Linked DNA regions of Mus musculus: regions 1, 2, 3, 4 and 6 are each linked to region 5. Evidence: chromatin loops called from intact Hi-C (ENCODE). Cell type or tissue: heart. All regions are shown on one strand.

Region 1 (4,000 bases), 150 kb after region 5:
TTGCCCTTGCAAAGGACCCAGACTATGTTCCCAGCAACTAGGTGATAGCTCACAGTTGTCTATAACTCCAGCCCTGCCTCTGCAGGCACTGGACACACAGGTGGTACATAGACATACATGTAAGTGAAGCACTCATGCACATAAAATCGTAAATCTTAGGGCCGGGCGTGGTGGCGCACGCCTTTAATCCCAGCACTTGGGAGGCAGAGGCAGGTGGATTTCTGAGTTCGAGGCCAGCCTGGTCTACAAAGTGAGTTCCAAGACAGCCAGGGCTATACAGAGAAACCCTGTCTCGAAAAACCAAAAAAAAAAAAAAAAAAAAAAAAATCATAAATCTTTTAAAGTTAATAAAATCTTTAACTTTGTGTGCACGCAGTGACTATGTGGAGTTCAGAGGACAGTCTGTGGGGTGGTTCTCTCTCTACCCCGTGGGCTCCAGAATGAATCTCAGCTCATCAGGTTTGGCACCTTTACCTACCGCGCTACCTTGCTGGCATCACTATTTAAATTGTGAGTCCTATAAGGGCAAATGCAAGGACTCCTATTAGCTTCGCTCGGGTTTTGCATTTCTCAGTGGGAACAGGAAAATGCTCATATTACGGGGCTTTTAAGGACTATCGATGAGGGCAAAGCAAACGAGAGAGTTGAGTCCCGGCCTCTCTTTCATACTTGAAGAGGCTGAATTCTGTGTGAGGTGGCATTGTGCCTGCCTGAAAAACATCTTTTCCCAATCTCCCTTACACTCTCTGTGATGGCGGGGCGCTGCTCTGTCTGTGTGGTGTCTGTAGAAGTCGCTGCGGCTCCAGAGAGGAAAAAATAAAGAACACACCTTGATAACCCCCCCTGAGCCCCTGACCTTTCACAGGGGCTCACTAGAGCGACAAAGATTGGCAGTTAGCTTCCAACCACAGTTGCTAGTTCATTCATGTACAAAACTCAAGGGTAGTTAACCCATACCTGTTTCATGCCTCACCTTTTGCGCATGCGTCCAGCCCACCCCATCTAATAGCCTCGCTGTGTGATTAAGGAGTGGAACCAAGTCTGGGTGGGCTCAGCTGACACACACCATCACGATGCATCCTGAACTGAGTAGAACAGACATGCTCACCCCAGAGAAATAACCGCTTAGGTGAGTCACTCTTACAAACACATCTCGGCTACCGGCGCACATTCCAATCAGCCCGCATCCACCGCACGAGGATGCTGCGACACCTTCCTTATAAAGTATCTTTGACACCTTTGTAAACACAGCTGCAGTCAGGACTTTCCCTACCGTTTATCTGGCACAGACACCCCTTCGGTCTCTTACACCTCAGTGGAGCCAGCCAGGAGGTAGACTTGAGTTTCCGTAAATATATTTGTTCACTGCCTGCATCCTCTGCTAGAGCAAGAAGTGTCAGGCAGTGGTGGCGCACTCCTTTAATCCCAGCACTTGGGAGGCAGAGGCAGGCGGATCTCTGAGTTCAAGGCCAGCCTGGTCTACAAAGTGAGTTCCAGGACAGCCAGAGCTACACAGAGAAACCCTGTCTAAAAAAAAAAAAAAGAAGTGTCCAAAACCACTGAGGCATCTTTCCAGGCTCCTGAACAGTATTAGAAATCTAGAGAAGTTGCCAAAAAATGTGAACCATTAAAAAGTCACTGGAGCATCCCACTAGGAGCTACTGTCAACCGGACAATAGACCGGTTCTTTCCGGTTACCATTAGTATTCACTCCGGGTGATGAGCAGCCTGCTGCTGCTCTCTGTTACATGAATGGCAGCACCACAGAGCTGCAAACAAATTAAAGAGCAGCTAGTTCTAGAAGCTTCCGGGTTGGTGAAAACGGAAGGTAAAGGAGTGGAACCAAGTCTGGGTGGGCTCAGCTGACACACACCATCACGATGCATCCTGAACTGAGTAGAACAGACATGCTTAGCCCAGAGAATGGATGACATGGTCTGAATATATGCTCAGCATGCAAAAATAAATAATGGGAGAAAACAAGCCACAACAGTCAAACAACTATGGAAACAGTATCCATGGCAACCAAGGAAGGCCTCCAGAAGCAATCAAGACTGCCCGCCTGCAAACCCTAGACGAAGCGTGCTCATGAGCCCCCTAGTGGCAAAACTGGGTAGTGGCCCAGGGATTAGCGTCTCTCCTAAGAGTTAGTTGATTTATTATTTTCAAGAACGGAACTCGGGAAGTTGGCATGCATTGAAGTCCCTAAGATCCCTGTCACACCCCAGCTCCCTTCTCAACCGTGCTTGACGACATGTAGGCAGAGCACACATCCACTAACACCAACCAACTCCCTCTGACTATAAAGACCCCATTGGCTACGTAACACCATTCTTGCATGCACCACTAAGAAAAAAAAATAATCAATTTGGCTGGAACATGACGCTAGTGCTAGGACATAGCCACATTCGAAAGACGTTAAATGTGAAAATAATTATGTTTTATAACCCACAAAATGTGATAAGTGGCTTGGTGAGTCACTTAACCCCAGGGCCTCACTTCCTCACGTAAAACAGTTACGCCCTTCGGCCGCTTACTCACGCTGTGTTCCTCACGGGGCACTAACTCTGAGACAAGCACTGACTTCAGCTGGGAGGGTGAGTGAGAGCGGGACAGCAGAGATTTACCGAGTTTTCCTCTTCCAGGCGGCACTGCAGGGTTTTTTGGTTGTTTTTGTTTGTTTGTTTGTTTTTTAACCTTTTTTCAAAAACTTTAAAATGGCAGACGTGCGTGCGTGCGTGCGTGCATGTGTGTGTGTGTTGTTTTGTTTTTTTGTATTTTGAGAGAGGGTGGAGTGTACCTCATGCTGGCCTTGAACTTGCCAAGGATGAGTGAATTCCTGATGCTCCTGCCTCTGCCTTCCAAGGGCTTGGAATTCAGGCGTGCAGCAGGACACCTGTTCTAACTGTAAGGCTTCTGACGACCCTTGTCACATTAACAACCTGAGTCAGTGGTTCTATGACAAGCTGCAGAGTGAAAACAGAACCCAGATAAGGCCAGAACACCTGGGTCCTCCTTCACAGCCATAGGCACGCCCGATCCAGTTTTGTTTATCGGTTCCTCAATGGATTTGGTCATGTCTTGCCTCCTCCGCCTAACTTATGGCTTATCAAGATGAGGCTATATTTTTCTCCCAGTGAGGCCCTTCGAATAAAATAAAGTGGTAGTCTAAAAAACAACAACAAACAAACAAAAAAACAAAAAAGAAGAAGAAGAAGAAGAAGAAGAAGAAGAAGAAGAAGAAGAAGAAGAAGAAGAAGAAGAAGAAGAGGAAGAGGAAGAGGAAGAGGAAGAGGAAGAGGAAGAGGAAGAGGAAGAAGAAGAAGAAGAAGAAGAAGAAGAAGAAGAAGAAGAAGAAGAAGAAGAAGAAGAAGAAGAAGAAGAGGCTGGAGAGATGGCTAACAGTCCAGAGCACTGGCTGCTCTTCAGGAGGTCCCAGGTTCAGTTCCCAGCACCTCCGGGGTGGCTCACAACCATCTGCAACTTCAGCTCTAGAGGATCCGACATCTTTTTCTTCTGGCTTCTGCATACAACAGGCGCACCTGTGGTTCACAAACATACATGAAGGCAAAACATCCACATACATAAAATAAAAATAAATCTTTAAAAACAAAAAAGACAGTAAAGGAGACTCCACTAAAGTACAGTGACAAAAAAATCCTTTGGAGACAGAGGCAGGAGAATATCTGTGAATTTGAGGCCAAGTGTGGTCTATATAGCAGGTTCCAGGCCAGCCAGGCCTACATAGTAAGATCCTATCATAAAAACAAACAAACAAACAAACACATCAAAATATCTGTGACTGAGCTGGAGAGATGGCTCAGTGGTTAAGAGCACTGACTGCTCTTCCTAAGGTCCTGAGTTCAAATCCCAGCAACCACACAGTGGCTCACAACCATTCATAATGAGATCTGACGCCCTTTTCTGGTGTGTCTGAAGACAGCTACAGTGTACTTATTTATAATAATAACTAAATCTTTAGGCCAGAATGAGCAGGGTC
Region 2 (4,000 bases), 68 kb before region 5:
CGATGGTGTCACACACCGCCCATTCAGGAGTCTAGAAACCAGTTCCTAGGAAAACTCTGAAGAAGTAAATTTCTGGTTACATCCATGACTTCTCCAGAAAGGAACCGCAGAATAGGAAAGGGAACTGAAAGGGAACTGAAGCCGCTGAGCTCCGCTCTCACCGGTCAAGAGGAAAAAATCGTCTTATGTGCTCAGCAATCCTCCTAGCAGCCCTGCAGGACACCCCTGTGCCGCTGGAGACACACACAACTGCAGGCCACAGGCTGGAGGAATGCAGTGTGAACCCCACGCGCATCAGGCTGACTGTCAAATGTCTCCCAACTAAGAGACATTGGAGGTTAAGACATAAAATATGCTCTAGAACATATGCCTTTAAAGTCAGCACTGGGGAGGCAGAAACAGGCAGATCTCTGCAAGTTTGAGGCCAGCCTGGTCTGTGTATGGAGCTCCAAGCCAGCCTGGCCTACATACATAATGAGACTCTATCTAAAAAAAAAAAAGAAAAAGAAAAAGAAAAAGAAAAAGAAAAAAAAAGTTTATAACCTAGTTAAGGGAAAATAAGAGATAAACATATCTACATAAAAATATTTATGTAGCTGAGCAGTGGTGGTGCTCGCCTTTAATCCCAGCACTCAGGAGGCAGAGGCAGGCAGATTTCTGAGTTGGAGGCCAGCCTGGTCTACAGAGTGAGTTCCAGGGCAGTCAGGGCTACACAGAGAAACCCTGTCTCGGAAAACCAAAAAAAAAAAAAGACCTTCTGTATCTTGGTGTGCATCCGTCTCACACATAATAACTAACATTATTTCATATATTAGACCTTAACAAATACTTCTCTCCTCCTTAGATAATGCCACATAGCTAGGCATGCTGACTCATGCCTATTAATCCCAGAGTTTGGAAGCTGAGGCAGGGGAATTGCCACAAATATGAGGTCTGCTTCTTCTACATAGTGAGACCTGGCCTCACTCTTCCCTCAAAGCAAATCAAACAAAAGGATGGAGCTGGTGGCAGAGCTGGCTGAGGGACATTGGAATGACAAGGCAGAAAAAAGCAAAGGTTCCAGAATTCCCTTGGAGTGATCTTACCATAGGACGGGGTGGGGTGATGGAGGGCTAGGGAGGTCTTGGATCACGCACAGAATCCGAAAGAGAGTGAGGCTGTGAGGACAGACTGGATTTAACTCCTGGCTCCTTTAGCGGAAATGACACTTGCTCTTCTTTCCCTTGTAGTTTTTAAGGAGATAATTGAAAAACCCATTTTACTTTCTAGAAGTTATAGTGCGAGCTGGGAGTACTTAGTGGTCTATTTTCTCTCCATTCCCCACTGGGATGATCGGCCTATTAAAAACAAAACCAGACTCTGCAGGACTCGAGACTTGGGCACTTAGCCGTCACAGTGCAAGAGCTGCTTTTATTTCATAACCGGGTCTGAGATGAGTTTCCACTGGTGTGTGCCAGCACGTAGCCCAATATTATATAATTCCAGCTTTGTCCTTGATTCCTGCTGTGAGGAACACAGGAAGCCCAGCCCTGCCCATCCAGCAGGCTTGCCTGGCCTGCTACACAACCACTTCCTTGACAATAGGGGTGTGGAAATATTCTGAAGTTCTAGCATGTGACTTCAGCTTCCTCACGTTTTTCTAATGCTTTTGCCTCTCTTCTTCCTCGTGTGCGAGCCCACGCAGGCCAGAGGTTTTTTTTTTTTTTTTAAAGGAGTTCCTACTGAAGCCTGGATCTTACTAATCAGATGATGAGATTGGCTTGTCATGTCACCCCAGGCCTCAATGTGTCCTCACCTCCTCAGCATAGAGATTCCAAGGGTTGCCTTGTTGTCTTGTTCTGGCTCTCTGTTTTTGTTTCTGTTTTGAGACAAGATTTCACTTGTAGCTCTAACTGGTAGACCAGGCTAGCCTGGAACACACAGAGATCCACCTGCCTCCGCCTCCTGAGTACTGAGATGTAAAAATATCAGCATAGCTGCCTAGATTGATTTTATCTATTTAGGGAACTGGAGAGATGGCTCAGTGGTTAAGAGCACTGGCTGCTCTTCGGGAGGACCCAGGTTCAATTCCCAGCACCTCGGCGACTCACGACTGTCTGAAACTCTGGTTGCAGGGAATCTGACAACCTCTTCTGGTCTCTCAGGGCACCAGGCACACACACAGTACACAGACACTTTCAGGCAAAACACTTAAACAAAGAAGATAACAAAGTAACAAAAACATTAAAAGGTTTGGTAAATTTGAAAAGTATTGTTGTTTTTATTTACACATACATGTGTTTGTGTGAGGGTATGCTACAAATGTGAATACCCATGGAGGCCAGAAGAAATCGTCAGATTGCCCTGGAGCCAGAGTTAGAGGAGATTGTGAGGTACCAGATATGGGAGTTAGGAATCCAGTTCAGGTCCTTTGCAAGAACAGCAACCACTCTCAACTGCTGAGCCATAGCTCCAGATCCAAGTGTTGGCACTTTGGAGACAGTGTCTCATTCTGTAGCCCAGGCAGCACTGAAGCTCACTGTGTAACCCAGGCTGGCTTCTAGCTTGCACCAATCCTCCCACAACCCACCCACTGTTCAGCATAGCATCCAATTCACATTGAGTATTTAAAGCCTCAGGAGACTCAGGTTAGCCCAGGTTAGGTGAGGGTGAAAAAGAGAAGTCCCCTTAGCTGGGCATGGTTGCAAGGCCTGTAATTCTAGCACTCTGAAGGGTGGTAAGAGGACTGGTGTGAGTTCAAATCCAGGTTGGGCTGCAGAATGAGACGTTTCTCAGAAAAACAACAGTAAGCCAGTCATCACACATGCCTGTAATCCTAGCACTGCAGAGGTGAATGCAAGGCAGTGAGGAGCTCTAGGCCAGCTTGGGTTAAATGTAAGACACTTCTTCCAAAAAGCAAAACCCAAAAATAACAGAAAAGGACACATTAACTAATTAATAGCTCTTGGCTGTTTTGGTTTTGAGACAGTGTCTCATGTAGCCAAGGCTAGCCTTGAACTCCCAAGCATCCAGTCTCTCTCCAGTGCTGATATTAAGGCATGCACTACTATGGCCATTAATATTTTTTAATTAATATTTTTAAAGCTTTTTATTTTTAGGGGAAAGGGGATTAGGGTTTCTCTGAGTAGCTCTGGTGGCCCTGGAATTCCCTCTGTAGACCAGCCTGGCCTTGAACTCACAGAGATCCACTTGATTTTGCCTCTCGAGTGCTGGAATCAAAGGTGTGCACCATCACTGCTGGGATAAATCTTCATTTTACTTTATTATTTATTTATGTATATGTATGTGTGTATGTGTCCAAAGAGATGAGAGAGGTCAGCTTCTTGAAGCTGGACCTCCAGTTGTGAGTTGTTTGATGTGAGTCCTGGTGACTGAATGTGGGTCCTCTGCAAGAACAACGTTTGCTCTTAACCACTGAGATATTTATCCAGCTGTTTTATCTATCTATCTATCTATCTATCTATCTATCTATCTATCTATCTATCTATCTATTTTTGAGACAGGGTCTCTTGTAGCTCAGTCTGTGATCTTGAATTCCATGATTCTCCTCCCTCTATCTCCCACTGGAGTTACAGGTATTGCACACAGATGGCTCCTCACAAGAACCCAGCAATTGCTACCAGCAAAGGTGAGAATGTGTGTAAGATGGTCAGATGCAGAAAACACCCACAGCATTCCTATTTCCCCTAGTAACTTGTATTTCTTTTCTTTCTTTCTTTCTTTCTTTCTTTCTTTTTTTGGTTTTTCAAGACAGGGTTTCTCTGTATAGCTCTGGCTGTCCTGGAACTCACTTTGTAGACCAGGCTGGCCTCGAACTCAGAAATCCATTCTTTTTCTTTCTTTCTTTTTTCTTTTTTTCCTTTTTTGAGACAGGGTGTTTCTCTGTAGGCCTAGTTGTCCAGAAACTCGCTCTGTAGCCCAGGCTGGCCTTGAACTCAGAGAAATGACACTTCTACTTCCTGAGTGTGGGATTAAAGTTATGCATCACCACCTCCTGAAT
Region 3 (4,000 bases), 170 kb before region 5:
CCGGGCCCCTCTCTCTGTAGTGTGGATCTGCAGCAGCAAATCATGACTATTGTAGATGAGCTGGGCAAGGCTTCTGCCAAGGTACGGGGCGCCTCTAGGAGGAGGAAAGGGAGATGGGTGGCAGATAAGGAGCCAAACAAAGTAGATCTTCATCTCTGCAGGCGCAGCACCTCCCTGCACCCATCACCAGCGCTTTGAGGATGCAAAGCAACCGGCACGTTATTTACATACTGAAGGACACCTCAGCCCGACCGTGAGTCTTACTGTCATTATTCCCTGTGAATCAAACTCTTCTTACCTCCCTTTTACAATCTCTCCCAGACAGTTGCTCCTGCCTGGTTCATTATTTCCCCCATCCCACAGGGCAGGGAAAGGAGCCATTATTGGTTTCCTCAAAGTTGGATACAAGAAGCTCTTTGTACTGGTGAGTGTCACTGCAAACTAGCCATTTGTAAGCACTGGTGTCAGAGAAGAAATGGGGGCGGGGTGGGAGACAATGAAGAAGATGCATGGCTCCTAATGAGTATGTGTTCTTGACCTCTTAGGATGACCGGGAGGCTCACAATGAGGTAGAACCCCTTTGCATTCTGGACTTTTACATCCACGAGTCGGTGCAACGGCATGGCCACGGGCGAGAACTTTTTCAGCATATGTTACAGGTACCCAACAACCTTTACCGATTAGTCAGAATAGATCTAAAAGGCTCTTCACCCCGAAGCTCTAGGAGGCCCTGCTCCATGGCCCACAGTTGGTCCCCTTTTCTCTGTATTCCCTTACCAGGCTCCCAGTATCCTGCTAGCATGCTCCTCCTACAACCCCTGCCCCCAAGTTTTCCGTTTTCCTGCAGAAAGAGCGAGTGGAGCCCCACCAACTGGCCATTGACCGACCATCGCCGAAGCTGCTCAAGTTCCTGAATAAGCACTACAACCTGGAGACCACAGTCCCACAGGTTAGAGGCTCTGCACCAACCCTGGAGACGCCTGGCTAAGTTCTACCTCGGGTTGTTTCCATGTTGTTTTAGACTTACCTCATTTTCGTGTGTTTGAATGCTTTGCTCACATGTATATACATGCACCATGTTCATGCCTGTACACACAAGTTAGAAGGGGGTGTCAGAACGTGGGAACTGGAGTTACAGATGTTTATGAGCCACCATGTGGGGGCTGGGGGATTTGAATCTTAGTCCTCAAGAGCAACCAAGCGCTCTAAGCTTCTGAGCCACCTCTCCAGTCCCTATTTTTGTTTTTTCAAATAAGGTCTCAGTGGGTCACCCTGGCTGTGCCGTACTCACCTTGTATACCAGGTTGGCCTTGAACACACAGATCCATCTATTTCTCGCTCCAGAGTGCTAGGATTGAAGGGATGCTCCACCACCTCAGCTATACTTTTTATGAGGACTTTATGCCTGAGCTCTGTATTGACAGCACTCCTATCCCTCTTTCTCCCCCTCCAGCCCCTCCCGTGTCCCCCTCTCCCACTATTGTCTCTCATTATTGTTGCATGTACATGTGCACAGGTATATAGATAGGCTAAATGCATATATAAAACCCTCTGAGTCCCTCTAGTTTTGTTTATATGCACCCATCTCCAGGGCTCCACCGTGGGTTTTGTTGTTGTTTTGGTTTTTGGTTTTGGGTTTTTTTTTTTTAAAGATTTATTTTATATATGAGTACTCTATCTGCATGTACACCTGCATGCCAGAAGAGGGCATCAAATCACATCATATAGATAGCTAATGAGTCACCATGTGGTTGCTGGGAATTGAACTCGGGACCTCTGGAAAAACAGTGCTCTTAGCCACTGAGCCATCTCTCCAGCCTGCATTGTGGGTTTTTAAAACTGGATCTCACTAAATATCTCAGGCTGGCCTTGAACTCACAGTGACACTCCTTCTCTACCTCCTGAGTAATGGGGTCACAGGTATGCCTTGATGCCCAGCTGTTCTGTGTTTGAAAGACGCTTGCTATATACACACCAAACCTCACTCTCCTCAAATGGATGATCCTCCTGCCTCAGCTTGCCAAGAGCTAGGATTAAGTCATGATGTCCAGTGTGATTTATTTTTGCAACTAAATCTTTTTTCTCCTTACTCATTACATATTCTAGAAGCATTCATCCTGTCTTTTGGGGAGCTTTGCTTGCTTGTTTGCTTGCTTGCTTGCTTGCTTGCAGGCTTTTTGAGGCACAGTCTCCCTCTGGAGCTCTAGCTATCCTGAAACTCACTATATAGATCAGCTAGCTTCAGACTCTTGAGAGATCCGCCTGCCTTTGCTCAGAGTGCTGGGACTAAAGGCAAGCACCACAAAGGTCACCCTGCCTCTACCTCCAGAGTTCATCACCACACCTGGACATTGGCTGTTTACTAGACCTTATTTTATCCCCAAACACAACAGCTTGTTTCTACCTTGTTCTCCCACAAGTCCATTACATTAGTCATCATTTATGGAAGATCCAGAATAATAGACATTCCAGGCCTCAGGAAGCTTGGTTTATCATGGGACAGTGATTCTGTGAGTTTAGAAACACATTACTAATGCGTTCAACAACTGTTTATTGTGTATCTGACACTGTTGTGGGCACTAGGAATACTTTACACAACCAAACAAAAGAATCCAAATGTGGAACCAGACAAACAACTTATTCTAGGGCCAGGCAAGGGTGGTGCATGCCTTTGACTCCAGCACTGGGAAGGCAGAGCTCTGTGAGTTCATGGCCAGCCCGGTCTAAATATTGTTTTCTGGGGCTTCTAGGACCCCCTGGAGAGGCCCTGTCTCAAACAAACAAACAAAAAACCAAAAGGCATGCTTTACTGTTGATAAGTGTTCTGAGAAAATGAAACCAGTGCTGGTGAGGGAGGGGCTTACAGGTGCGAGCGAGTCAGATATTGGCAGAGCTCTCAACAGAGCTCTCAACTGAGAGGATAGCTCATTTGTGCGAGAGCATGAAGGAAGTGTGTGGAGGCACAGTGTCCCAGAGGAGTGATGGCCAGTATAAAAGGCTGTGCAGTGAGAATATGCCCACAGCAGTGTGACCGAAGGAAAGTAGTAGGTGAGAGCTAAAGCCAAAGGAAGGGAGCACACGGGTAGGGCCACACAGGTCACCTGTCTCCTTCACTTTGCTTGCTGTGCCAAACAAACAAGCCATAGAGGGAGCCAGGGTGGAAGTTCAGAAGACGGATAGGAAAGCAGAAATTCCTGATGAAAGGGAGTCAGGGACAGACCCAGGGGCAGCAGTAGAGGTAGGAAACGGTGGCATCTGAGGGTAAAACAAACATAATTTCCTTATGGAATAGATGTGGGAAAAATAGAGTTATGATTGGACCCAAAACAATAGGAATAGGAAGGGTGACATTGCATGATATAGGTAGATTGGCTTTCGGGAAAACATTTAGGAGTCTTTTTTTTTTTTTCTTTTAGATTTTATTTATTTATTTTATGTATATGAGTGCAGGTAGTTGTGAGCCATCATGTGGTGGCTGGGATTTGAACTCAGGACCTTCAAAAGAGCAGTCAGTGCTCTTAACTGTTAAGAAATCTCTCCAACCCCAGGAGTCTTGTTTTGACTGGTTTGGAAGTACAGGCTAGCTTTGAACTTACAAGAAATCTTCGTACCTCAGCCTCTTTAATCCTAAGGTTATTAGGAGTGAATCACTATGCCCAGTGTTGGAGTTGATTTTTAAAGTAGTCAGGAGTTTGAGACTAGCCTGGGTTACCTGAAATGCTGAGTCAGTTAAAAAAAAAAAAAAAAAAGGCAGTATTAATCTCAGCACTCCTGAAGCTGAGGCAGACAGATATCTGTGAGTTCAAGGTCAGCCTGGTCTACAAAATGAGTTCCAGTCCAGAGAAAGATTCAGAGTGAGACCTGTCTCAAATAAAAATAGTAGAGAATGGTGGGAGAGGCACATTCTTCACACTGGACAGGTTAGCCCAATTACATGGACATGTGGAGCAGCTGGCCCGTAAGTAGTACCAGCAGATGGCCTGTAAAATATTAACATTGG
Region 4 (4,000 bases), 90 kb before region 5:
AAAAGAAGACAATCTTAAGACGAGGAAACGGGCACAGATTGGCAACCTGTCACAGGTGATTTTACTTATCTTTGCCACAGCTGGGTAAACTCCAGGGAAGAAATGATATGGCAGGAAATGACTGGTGCTCTGCTTCCCAGTCATGGGGACTGCATCATTTAGTCATGTTGGAGGGAGTCCTTTTGTGTGTGCGCGTGCACTTGTGTGTGAAAGGTGAAGGTTAATTTGGCTGTCATTTCCCAAGCACTGTACGTTTTCAGGATCTCTCACTGGCCTGGAACTAGCCAAGCAGGGACCTGACATAGGTTCTGGGAATTGAGTCACTGTCTGTGACTTCCTGGGCTCCCGGATGCCCATTAAGCACCCAACCTACTGTGTCACACAATTTGGGTACGCAGTAACAACACACACTCTGCATTGCCCCCTCACCTGGGAGATGCTGACGCCTGTGAGCCTCTCCACACTCTCCGGCAGGCGGCTCAAGATGTCCAGTACTTCCCCAGTAACTTTGGCTGCCCCCATGGTTCCGCTTCCACTAGACACCAGCGTGATCTTATTGGCTGAGGTCAGGGGACCACTGATCTCTTCTGCCACCTGGTAGGCAGAGATAGCTATGACTACCACCCATCAGATTCACCCCACAACTGACCATAATTCCTCGCTACGGTCCTGCCTTATATTTGGCACCCTTGAGGACCCCCCCCCCCAGTCACCCCTCCTCTCAGAGTCCCACCCGATTGCAGACCTGGGGCAGTTTCTCCAGCAGCATGTCCAGCTGGGCGGCCTCCTGGTACATCTGGAAGGCTTCTGCCTTCTTGGCCATTTGCTCAGCCTCAGCACGAGCGCGGGCACCTATAGCAAAGGCCTCAGCTTCCCCTCGCATCTGTAGAGGGCACAGGGCATTCAAGACTGATGGCAACTCATTAAGGATACCAAATTCTGAGGCCAATGAGATTCAGAGGGTAAAGGTGCTTGCCAGTAAGGCCAACAACCTTACTTAAAAGAGTAAGGTCAGAAGATCTGACCTCCACATTGGCAAGGGGCACCACCTTGCCCCCCCCCATTGGAGGGGGAGGAGGGAGAGAGGGGGGGAGGAGGGAGAGAGGGGGGGAGGAGGAGGAGGAGGAGGAGGAGGAGAGCAGCAGCAACAATAACAGGGTTCCATTGTGAGTGCCTTGAATCCCAGTACTTGGGAAGCAGAGGTAGGTGGGTCTCCCTGAGTTTGAAGCCATCTTGTTTACACAGTGAGTTCCAGGTCAGCCAGGGTGACACAGTAATAGTCTTGCCTCAGAAATCCAAAAACAAGCAATAGAGAATAAGAAACCCTAACAAGCCCTTCCCTGTGTCCATCAGGAGCCATACCCCAACTCACCCGCACAGACTCAGCTTCGGCTTCTGCCTGCATGATCAGCTGGGCCCTGGGGACAGATGGGAAGCAGTTCACAGTCAGGGCGCCTTTTCTGACTATGAGCGTCAAGGGGCCGAGAGGGGGCTCAGGAAGGGGACTGTTACTTCTCTGCTTCCGCCAGGCGCTCCAGCCTGTAGCGCTCAGCCTCTGCTGGCTTGCGCACGCGAGCCTCCAACTCCTTCTCGCGCCGGGCGATCTCCTGCTCCTGCACTGCCACCTGCTGGGCGCGCTCAACCACCTGCACCTGCACCCGCTGCTCCTCGATCTGCTGCTTCGTCTTGGCCACCTAGGGAGCAAAGGGTACTTGAGTCATGGCTGGGGAGCGGGTGGCCTGAGTCAGAGAGAAAAGCCAGCGCCACCAGTGGGATACACAACGTGGAAGAGACCCAGGAAGCATTCTTCTGGTCAGCTCAGCCTACTCGGTAGTGGGATCCATTTCAGGCACAGAATCAAGCCAGGGCCTGGGAACCGCCTTGTGACTTCTTAGAGCAGCTAGGCTAAGGACTTAGCGTCAGAATGGATGAGGCTGGTACTTGCCCTCCCTGGGTAAGTCGCTACAGTATGAGGGTCCCGAGGGCACTGAGCCCTTTGTGGTCATAATCTACCTCCGCAGTCCTGTTCACATGTCTCCATTTGTCTTTGCTGCCAGTCTTAAGAGTAAGCCACCGGCTGGGTGTGGTGGCACAGGCCTTTAATCCCAGCACTTGGGAGGCAGAGGCAGGCGGATTTCTGAGTTTGAGGCCAGCCTGGTCTACAAAGTGAGTTCCTGGACAGCCGGGCTATAAAGAGAAACTCTGTCTCAAAAAACAAACAAACAAAAAAACAAACAAGAGTAAGCCACCATCAACGCCAGCCTGGGCAGCTCAACGGTCAAGTACTGCCTTTCACACCCTGCCAGCAGATATCTTTTAAAAAAATCTTTTGCACACAAAATAGGAACAAAATAAACTCAAAAGGAAAGGAGACATGTAGAAAGTGGCTTCCTCCCACCTCTTGCCTCAAACCTCATGGTTCCCTTTCTAGAAGCAACTGCTATAACCAGCTTCCAGAGATCATGTGTGTTCAAATTTCTTTTTTCTTCACCAAACAGGGTTTCACTATGTAGCTCTGGCTATCCTGAAAATCAACTATAGGCCAGGCTAGTTTCAAACTACTGCCTCCCTAGTGCAGAGATTAAAGGCATGAGCCACCAACCATCTCTCAATATTTGCTTGTTTGTTTATGCATGCATGCATTTTATGTACATGGGGTGCTTTGCATGTGCATCTACATACTAGAAGAGGACATTCCATCTCATGGGACTATGGTTATGCTATGTGAGCCACCGTGTGGTTGCTGGGAATTGAACCCAGGACCTCTGGAAGAGTAGCTGTGCTGAGTCATCTCTCCAGCCTTTTTTTTTTTTTAAGGTAGGGAGTTGTCACTCTGTAGAAAGGCTACCTTAAAAGTATAGAATAGCCAGGTGGTAGTGGCGCATGTTTTTCATCCCAGTACTTGGGAGGCAGAGGCAGGCAGATTTCGGAGTTCGAGGCCAGCCTGGTCTACAGAGTGAGTTCCAGGACAGCCAGGGCTATACAGAGAAAACCTGTCTCGAAAAAGCAAAAAAAAAAAAAAAAAAAAAAAAGGATAGAATCTGAGCTGGCTTCAAACTTGATGTGAGCTTGGACTAAGATGGCTTGGGGAATAAAGGCATCTGTCTCCAAGCCTGACTACCTGAGTTTGATCCTGGGGGAACCTCATGGTAGGAAAGAGCTGGCTCTTGCAGCAAGTTGTCTCTGACCTGAACATACATAAATTTAATTAAATTAAACATAATTGTGGCTGGAGAGAAAGCTCAGCAGTTAAGAGCACTGGCTGCTCTTGCAGAGGTCCTGAGTTCAAGTCCCAGCACCTGCCTGGCACCTTACAACCATTTCTAACTCCAGTTCCAGGGGATCTGATGCCCTCTTCTGACCTCTACAGGCACCAAGCAAGAACACACGCACACGGTGGACACATAAACATGTAGGCAAAACACTCATCCCATAAACACGTAACATAAAAATAAATCTTTTTTGTTTGTTTTTTTTCAAGACAGGGTTTCTCTGTTTAACCTTGGCTGTCCTGGAATAGCTCTGTAGACCAGGCTGGCCTCCAGCTCATAGAAATTCACCTGCCTCTGCCTCTCAAGCGCTGGGATTAAAGGTGTGTGCCACCACACTGAACACCTTTAACCCTGGCACTGGGAGGCAGAGGCAGGAGGATCTCTGAGTTCAAGGAACAGTGTAATCTATACTTTTATCAGCTAATCAATATATAATTTTGTTTAAGTGTTTCTGTTTAAAGATACCTTTTAAGCTAGGCATTGTAATCCCAGCAGTAAAAAGAGTGAAATGGGAGGACTGCTACATGTACATGTTTTAGTCTAGCCTGGGCTACTATGTAAAGCACTTCATAGCCTCCAGTGCTAAGGGACTCCACAAAGCACGTTAGTACTATCTGAATTCTTTTAGTGAGTGTGTGTGTGTGTGTGTGTGTGTGTGTGTGTGTGTGTGTGTGAGTGTGTTGTACCCTCAGACCTGAGAGATGATACCCTTTGAAACCATCTGCAGC
Region 5 (4,000 bases):
GCAAGATTCCCTGCCTAGGGAATGGTGTGGTCCGTAGTGGGCAGAGACACCCAGGATTCCCTGACTAGGAAATGGTGTGGCTCTTATTGAGTAGAGACAGCCCAGAATTTCCTGACTAGGGAATGGTATGGCCTATAGTGGGCAGAGACAGTCCAGGATCTCTGCCTAGGGAATGGTGTGGCCCATATTGGGCAGGTTTTCTCTCCTCATAATCAAGATCATCTCCCACAAACATGCCTACCAGGCACCCTGACCTAAGCAGTCCCTCACTTAAGCTCTCCTCCCAGGTGACTCTAGCTTGTGCCCAGTTGTCAGTTAATGCTAACCACCGCAGGATGGCCCACCACCCTTGGGAAGGTTAAGCAGGAATCTTTGCGGTTAAGGTGGGAAGGGTGCTCTCTGCCCCCTTCTGGGTGAAGCTTTAGCACAGGTGTCAATAGGAGAGAAACCTGTAAATCCAGCACACGAGGTCTTGAGGAGAGGGAAGGCTCGACCTCCTCCTGTTGGGATTTGAGAATCCAATGAATTGAATATTTTTTCCACTCTACCATCCACACACACGCAGAGTGTGTCTACAGGATGTGCATGGGCTTGGTGGCCTTTACCTGTGATCTCAGCACCTAGGAAGTAGAGGCAGACTGGTTATATGATGAGCCTGGGCTACATGAGACCCTAGACCCTTGTTTAAAAAAAAAAAAAAGGAAGAAGACCGAGGTGGGAACCTGCTTCTCAGAAATGCCACTGAATTCACTCACCCCCAGTTACTTCCTCCTGGTTGTGGTGGGTTCTTTTCTTACCCATTTCTCCTTTTGCTTTATAGAAGTGGAATTGGAGTCATGGAAAGCGTGCTGGTTAGGTTTTTTTCTTTTTCTTTTTAATCAACTTGACACAAACAGGGGTCATCTTGGAAGAGGGAACCTCAACTGAAAAAATGATTCCACCAGATTGGCCTGTGGGCAAACCCACATTGCAGTTTCCAGCCCGTAGTGGGTGATGTCACTGTGGTCAGGTGGTCTTCAGTTGTATAAGAAAGCAGGCTAGGGGCTGGAGAGATGGCTCAGCGGTTAAGAGCACTGACTGCTCTTCCAGAGGTCCTGAGCTCAATTCCCAGCAACCACATGGTGGCTCACAACCATCTGTAATGGGATTCGATGCAATCTGTGTCTGAAGACAGCAACAGAGTACTCATACGAATAAAAATAAATAAATCTTGAAGGACAGAAAGAAAGAAAGACAGAAAGAGAGAGAGAGAGAAAGAAAGCAGACTAAGCAAACCACCCCACCGGGAGCAAGTCAGGAAACTGTGTTCCTCCCTGGTCTCAGCTTCGGTTTCTGCCTCCAGGTTCCAGCCCTGACTCCTGTGAAGGACTTCAACTGTTAGATGAAATAAACCCTTCCCTCTTCAAGTTGCTTTTGGTCATGGTGTTTATTACAGAAATAAAAAATCTAGACTAAAATAGCAGACCAGTAGAGACAGGTAGACTCTTTGATCTCCCATGCTGCCTCATCCTATTCTTTCAGAGCCCTGGAGGAAAGGGCATGAAATAGTGCTGGTGTGACTTGTCCTTGATGAGCTCCTAGCGTCCCCTGGTGGCCACATATTTTGTTTTGTTTTGATACTTTGCAGCCCAAGCTTGAACCTTCGTGTTTGTTCCTCACACAGCCGGCCGGGCTCTCCCAAGCGCTGGGACAGGTTCGTGCTTCTGTATTTTGGTTTCAGGATCCACAGAACTCCATTTTGGATCTCTTCTGAAGGTTTTGCCACAGTCGTGCTGAGGCTGCGGACCTGTTTTTGTAACAGTCATCTATTTTCTGTCTGTTGTATAGGACTATCCTTCAAGCCAAGCATCGGCCGTCTTGGGGAGCTCAGCTGTTGCCTGTTGCAGAAGGATCACCCCAGCTGAGCTTGTGTTAGTACCTATAGATGGGTGGGGTCAGGAGACCCTCACCTGAGTATCCAGCGCCCTTAATTGCTCATGACCTGGGGGAGGAACTACAGTCTACACACCAGGAAAACCGGGGTCAGGGGTCCATTTTACGGCAGGCTGTGGAGAAGCCTTCATCCCTGATGGGTAAAGGTTTCCCAGGTGATGCTTATTGCGAAGGAGCACCCACACCTGTGCTCTGTGAAAGAGCACATTGGTTCACCATTGTGAACCTTGCTGGTTTGTCGTTCGGACCTTGAAGGAGGGGTAGACCTTGGAAAAAGTCAGAGCTCTGCTCTTGCCAGCCTCAGGTTGCCTCCAGCCTCTCCACAATTCCTCAGTGACTGCTGGTGGTGACTGGTGACCATTGGTTAATTCTGGTTTGGACACTCATTTAAAGCAGCTGTAGACATTTTTTTCCTGGGGTCACCCTTTTCTGTGTGTGGGGGGGCTCAGTCTCTCATCTGTTTTAGCAATGGATGTGTCGGTTTGTCTGTGTGGGGAATACACACCTTAGTGCCGGCAGTGCTAGGACTCATAAGAGGCCATGGGACCCCCTGGGGCTGGAGTTATAGGCTGTGGTGAGCAGCCGCTGTGAGTGCTAGCAACTGATCTGATTCTCTCAAAGGTCAGCATGCACTCTGAAGTGCTAAGCCATCCTCAGGTCCCTTTCTTTTGAAAAGCAGGGTCTCACGTAGCCCAGGATCTTGCTTAGATTAGCTGTTCTCAAACCTTCCTAATGCTATGACTCTGTATTACAGATCCTCATGTGATAGTGATCCTCCCAACCATAAAATTATTATCATTGCTACTTCATAACCGTAATTCTGCTACTGTTAAAATCTTAGTGTAAATATCTGGGGGTTTTGATCTTCTTAGGCAACCCCTGTGAAAGGGGTCATGGCCCTCAGGTTGAGAACCAATGGCGTAGATGACCTTAAACTCTAGATCTGCCTCTGCATGCTGGGATTACAAGCCCGTGAGTGCTGGGACTGCAGGTGTGGACTGTTGTGTCTGGTTTATAAAGTGCTAGGGTATAGAACTCCATGAGTGGTAGATACCAACTATGCTATAACCCCAGCTCCTTCTTTTATTTTTAGAGATAGGGTTTCTCTGTGTAGAACAGACTATCCTCGAACTCAGAGAACCACCTGCCTCCATCTCCAGAGCTCTGGGATTAAAGGTATGAGACACCGCTACCCAACCCCTTCTTTAATTTTGTCATAACCAATTTTGTTCATGCCAAGACCAAACCTTACTTTTCTCATTCAGGGATCCAGACAGGAGCATGGCTGATGTCTTGAACGCTTCCTGATGTGGGGAGTGCTTGATGCTGACGAGGAAAGGAAGAGATTCTAAAACAACACTTTAGGACATCCCTCTATTGCAAAGGCCAGGGCAGAGTGAATGTGCGGTCCTAATGTTCTGTGGCCCCGCCCTGCCTAGGCCAGTGCAGAGCGAATGTGCTGTTCTAACGTATTATGGCCGCCAGAGGGCAGAACTGAGTCAAGAAGAAGAGAAGAGCAGGAGATGGCCGCTCAGAAACAAAAAGCTAAAGAAACTGAGATCGCTAACGGCCGCCAGAGAAGCACATTCCAGCGCGTATTCTCAGTGCCTTGGCATTTCAGTGTGGCTTTCTGTCCATCCAAGTCCATCCCAGTACAGGGTTGAGTTTGCAACCCTTTCCTTGGTGGGTGTTATGGTGCATGCCAGTGACTCCAGAGGCTGGCAGGCCACGATTGCCTTATTGAGTTTGAGCTAATTTGTGTCCAGCAGACTCTCTCTCAAAATAAAAAGTAAGAGGGGATTGGAGAGCTGACTCGGTGATTAAGAGCATGTACTGCTCTTTCAGAGGACTCGGCTTTGGTTCCTAGCATGCTGGTATCCAGCACCTCACAATCGTCTATAACTCCAGCTCTAGGGGTCTTTGATGTCTCTGGCCTCCACAAGCACCTGCACTCACATGCATACACATACACACAGTCGCATACACATAATTAAAACAATAAAAATAGTTTAAAAGTAAAATTAATGGGGCTGGAGAGCCTGGGGTGGTAGCGTACATTCATCCTTGA
Region 6 (4,000 bases), 130 kb before region 5:
CACACAGACATGCAGCCAACCACCCGTGCACACAAAATAATAAAGAAATAAATAAATTAAAAAAAAAAAAAAAGCTGACATTCAGATGGAGGGAGGTGACCAGTCTGAGGCCAACCTGATCTACATAGAGACCCTGTCTTTAAAAATAAGCACACACAGGCTGGAGAGATGGCTCAGCAGTTAAGAGCACCGACTGCTCTTCCAGAGGTCCTGAGTTCAAATCCCAGCAACCATGTGGTGGCTCACAACCATCGGTAAATGGGACCTGATGCCCTCTTCTGGTGTGTCTTAAGAGAGTGATGGTGTACTCATACACATAAGATAAATAAATAGATAAATAAGTCTTTAAAAAAAATAAGCACACACATACCCACACAACCACAAAAAAAGAGAGAGATTTTGCCATGGCAAGGACTGGGTAAGTAAGGCAGAATTAGGGTCTCTTTCCTTCGCTGCTGTGATGCAGAGGTAGTATACAAGCCAGCCAACCAACCAACCTGAAGTGAGATGGGCACTCCAGATTCAGGAATGGATAAGACAACAGAAAGGTTTGGACAAGCCAAGGGATGTTCAACATACAGAAGAGTCCCTGGAATATGGAACTGACAAAGATAGAGAGCCAAGTCCAGGCAAACACTGGGTAGGAATGGAGAGCAGCCCACAGGGTACTCACAAAAACAGAGGTCAGAGAAAGCCAGAAATCCCCCCAAAACAGGCTGTCTTCGCATCCTTCCCCTTTGCCCTCCTAAGGAGTTCTGGGACGCTGTGGGATTAACTCTGTAATCCCAGGGGTTTAGGAAGACAAACAGAAAGGGATTCCAGGTGATCTGTCCAGGGCATCTGTGACCCAGCATTCCAGAGCCTCCACGTGAACTACAGCATGGCTGCAAGGGGCTGATGAGAGGGGACAACTTGGTCCCTAAGGAAAGCAGGGTACCCAAGACTGTATGTGTCACTCCTTGGGTCCAAATCCTGCAGTGGCTGCTGCTGCTTCTCCTCCTCCTCTAACTCTTCTTGGCTCTCCCTCCCCCCCCCCCCCGCCCCCTTCTTTCTCTAAGACAGTGTTTCTCTTTGTATAGCCCTAGCTTCCTGGATCTGGCTCAGTAGACCAGGCTGGCCTCTACCTCACAAATGCGGCATGCACCACCATCAGCACCCAGTATTCTGCAATGGTTTATTTCACCTCGCTTTGAACAAAATCCAAAGCCTAACCAAATGCAACTGGGTGATATTTGCTTCTGCCTCCAGGCCTCTGTGTTGACTGTCCCCTCTGGCTGGAAGGGGCCTCCAGAGCATCCTGTTCAGAAGCTGCCACATCTGCATCCTGCTCTGTGTCCTGACCATTTTACATGCACCCTTGTACCAATATTTCCATAATCACTCACCCACTTCTTTTTTTTTTTTTTTTAAAGATTTATTTATTTATTATATGTAAGTATACTGTAGCTGTCTTCAGACACTCCAGAAGAGGGCGTCAGATCTTGTTACAGATGGTTATGAGCCACCATGTGGTTGCTGGGATTTGAACTCCTGACCTTCGGGAGAGCAGTCGGGTGCTCTTACCCACTGAGCCATCTCACCAGCCCACTCACCCACTTCTAACCCACTACAGAGACACAACCTCTCTTAATATCTGGGGGGGGGGGGGGGAGTCTGTAGTAAGACATCTTCACACAAAATGCCAGTGTCCTCAAGTCCCTTATATAAGATACATAAGTAAATTGCATACAACTTACACAGGTCCTCCATGTACCTTCAAGATCATCATCATCATCGACTTGGTGTTTTGCCTGTAACTATATGCACCATGTACATGCAGTGCCTAAGAAGGCCAGCAGAGGGCATCAGATACCCTGAAACTGGGGTGGAGGATTCTGAGGAGGATATAGGTGCTAGGAACTGAACCCAGGTTCCCTGCAAGAGCAGCAAGTGCTCTTAATGGCTGTGCCATCTCTCTCTAGTTCTGTTCTGTTTTGTTTTTATTTCTGAAAATAGAGCTGACTAAGCAGCCCAGGCTGGTCTTGAACTTGGCATCCATAGATGGAATTTCAAGCCCATGCCACCCTCCTGGAGGGCCTTGAATATTTTTGGCCTGTGCTTGGTTGAAATCAAGAATAACCCTTGGTGCAGAAGGCTGCGTTGTACCGACTATTCATATACACAGTTGTCACATGTCATAAGATAAGGGTCTGTCTGGACATCAGCTAAGGTTGGTTGGTTCCAACAACCAACAAAGAACCAAGTCTATGGAAAATGCCCAGAGAAGCGAGGGGCGGCCACCAGATGGCTCAAACTTCAGTATCTGAAAAGGAACCCTTACTGGTTCTGCTGTTGACAGACTTAGCCGAATTTCTAGTTCATTCTCCTTTCTTCCTAAGCTCCCTTCTCCAGCCTCTGCAGTTTATCATCTGTTCTGTGAAGGAATTCATTTTACCTACTCCATAGACTTCTGTGTCGTCGTCCCCCCCCTTTGTTTCACCACCCCCCAGTTTCTGACTGGGCTTCTTAGGAATGCATAACCCGAATTAGGGGCGGGCAGAGAGGGAAGTGACTCACTAGATCCTCTCATCAGCTATATAAGGTCACCAGGGGGCCGGGGAAGGAGGGGAAGGTCTCCAGCCAGAGAGGATGCTGGGCAAAAGCACCAGCTACAGCACCCCCCCCCCCCAAAGGACTGGGGTGGTGTCTGTCATGATGGCAGGTTTGATAGAAGTAGCCAGAAAAGGAACTACTTAGGGAAGGTGAGGGATGGTGGTAAGGGTTGGAATAGAGCCAGCGCAAGGCACAGTAATCCTTGCTGAGGCTGCACAGACAGAGAACTGAGCGGTGAGGATGGAGACTCAGAGAGGAAGAGGTAAATGGTCAGGTCTAGGGAACTGTGCAGCCTCTTCCCCACCCCCACCCCCACCCCAGTGTAGCTGCTTCCTGATTCTCTCACCACATCCTGAGTAGTTCTTTCGGGGCCTGGGCCCAGTGTTCCCACTCAGTGCTACCAGCCTTCCGGGCCCCCACCCCAGGCTTCCTGTTTGGAAGGTCTGCTTCCGCCCCTCCTACTGGATGACCTAGGTACGGTCACCAGCACAGGTCCTGCTCTGTACTAGGCTCCTTGGCTTCCCCCAGATGGTTCCTAGGTAGGAGCCACAAAGCCTTGTGTCTCCCTCTGCTCAGTCTCCAAAGCCACAGCCAGCCTCAGTAGGAAGTGACTTTTCAGAACACCTCACCCTAAGAGAATTTCCTGTCCTCTGTCCTTTCTAGCTGCCCAGCCCTGAGAAGAGAGAGCCAATAACCCAGACAGAGGCAGGGGAAGAAAAGTCACGTTCAAGAATAGGATAATGAAAATGGACACTTTGTACATGAATTAAAAACAACAAAAAGATGAACTGGGAGGAACCAAGTGACTCATGAGCTTAGCCCTGATCTTTGGTCCTCATGGTGGCCTATTGACACTGAACACACACACAAACACATGAAAGAAGGGTGAGACAGGCTTGCCAGGCCCTGGGAAGATTTGTGTTGTGTGGAGGGCCTTCTGGTCTGAGGCGTCTGACTGTAGCACTGTCTCTCCTCAGAGATTTTTTGACTTAGGAAAACTATTGGTACATATCAGGAAGGTGCTGGGCCGGAGCCAAAGGGAATAGTTACCCTATCCAGTGCTTCCTTGCATGTCTGCATTTCAGCCTAACCTCTGACCCTCTGCTGGCCTCAGCCCCACCCCACCCCACCCCGCCCCCAACTCTCACAGTGCCTGAACCAGTCGCAGCTCTGCAGCTCTCAGCTCAGCGCAAAAGAACTTCTCTCTGTTTCTACCCCAGGGGAGGGAGAGGCCAGGGTAGCAGGAACAGAGGGGGAAAAAACCCCCGAGGCTGAGACAGTTCTGTGGGGGGAGGGGAAGCCCAGGGAGGAAAGATGGGGGAAGGGACTGGGATATTTTGGAAGAGAAGGCTTTTCTTGTCCCTAGAGAGAAGGAAGCACTGTCTAACATTTGCCCAGTTTGGGGGGA

The links. Peaks named below come from ENCODE experiments on the same cell type or tissue, not always from the same donor. Only the 100,000 strongest peaks of a DNase experiment are listed, where the experiment ranks them.
Region 1: it touches region 5 in a loop (2.8-fold over the local background); 20 of 42 quality-filtered maps call a loop at or near these places.
Region 2: a loop joins it to region 5, with 2.9 times the contacts of the local background. A loop is called at or near these places in 5 of 42 quality-filtered maps.
Region 3: it touches region 5 in a loop (3-fold over the local background); 3 of 42 quality-filtered maps call a loop at or near these places.
Region 4: it touches region 5 in a loop (4-fold over the local background); 22 of 42 quality-filtered maps call a loop at or near these places.
Region 6: it touches region 5 in a loop (7-fold over the local background); 16 of 42 quality-filtered maps call a loop at or near these places.

The regions. Positions count from the first base shown.
Region 1 is chr17:35,589,099-35,593,098 of GRCm38, reverse strand. It overlaps Gm41577 (a long non-coding RNA gene), which reads right to left. Exons shown (of 3, transcript XR_876776.1): 2 at 3,456-3,542. Among named protein-coding and RNA genes, the nearest start is that of Gm41577, 2.5 kb to the right of the region's middle. In heart, a CTCF peak has its summit at 2,098 (motif pointing left); a DNase peak (open chromatin) is centred at 2,148; H3K27me3 peaks cover 263 bases.
Region 2 is chr17:35,805,773-35,809,772 of GRCm38, reverse strand. No RefSeq gene overlaps it. Among named protein-coding and RNA genes, the nearest start is that of Ier3, 14 kb to the left of the region's middle. In heart, no CTCF peak of the experiment used is centred here; DNase peaks (open chromatin) are centred at 132 and 1,512.
Region 3 is chr17:35,905,512-35,909,511 of GRCm38, reverse strand. It overlaps Atat1 (alpha tubulin acetyltransferase 1), which reads left to right. Exons shown (of 13, transcript NM_001142744.1): 2 at 21-81; 3 at 162-253; 4 at 364-424; 5 at 546-659; 6 at 848-949. Among named protein-coding and RNA genes, the nearest start is that of Gm16279, 2.2 kb to the left of the region's middle. In heart, a CTCF peak has its summit at 1,694 (motif pointing right); no DNase peak of the experiment used is centred here; H3K4me3 peaks cover 696 bases; H3K27ac peaks cover 429 bases.
Region 4 is chr17:35,827,537-35,831,536 of GRCm38, reverse strand. It overlaps Flot1 (flotillin 1), which reads right to left. Exons shown (of 13, transcript NM_008027.2): 9 at 1,513-1,694; 10 at 1,373-1,418; 11 at 746-883; 12 at 430-594. Among named protein-coding and RNA genes, the nearest start is that of Flot1, 6.2 kb to the right of the region's middle. In heart, CTCF peaks have their summits at 1,635 (motif pointing left) and 3,360 (motif pointing left); a DNase peak (open chromatin) is centred at 1,606; H3K4me3 peaks cover 749 bases; H3K27ac peaks cover 429 bases.
Region 5 is chr17:35,737,442-35,741,441 of GRCm38, reverse strand. No RefSeq gene overlaps it. Among named protein-coding and RNA genes, the nearest start is that of 4833427F10Rik, 33 kb to the left of the region's middle. In heart, CTCF peaks have their summits at 1,593 (motif pointing left) and 3,409 (motif pointing right); DNase peaks (open chromatin) are centred at 1,591 and 3,411; H3K27ac peaks cover 1,557 bases; H3K27me3 peaks cover 608 bases.
Region 6 is chr17:35,869,380-35,873,379 of GRCm38, reverse strand. The region is part of intron 1 of Ppp1r18 (protein phosphatase 1, regulatory subunit 18); the gene reads right to left. Among named protein-coding and RNA genes, the nearest start is that of Ppp1r18, 4.8 kb to the right of the region's middle. In heart, CTCF peaks have their summits at 1,834 (motif pointing right) and 3,059; DNase peaks (open chromatin) are centred at 2,649, 3,029 and 3,709; H3K4me3 peaks cover 2,826 bases; H3K27ac peaks cover 2,132 bases.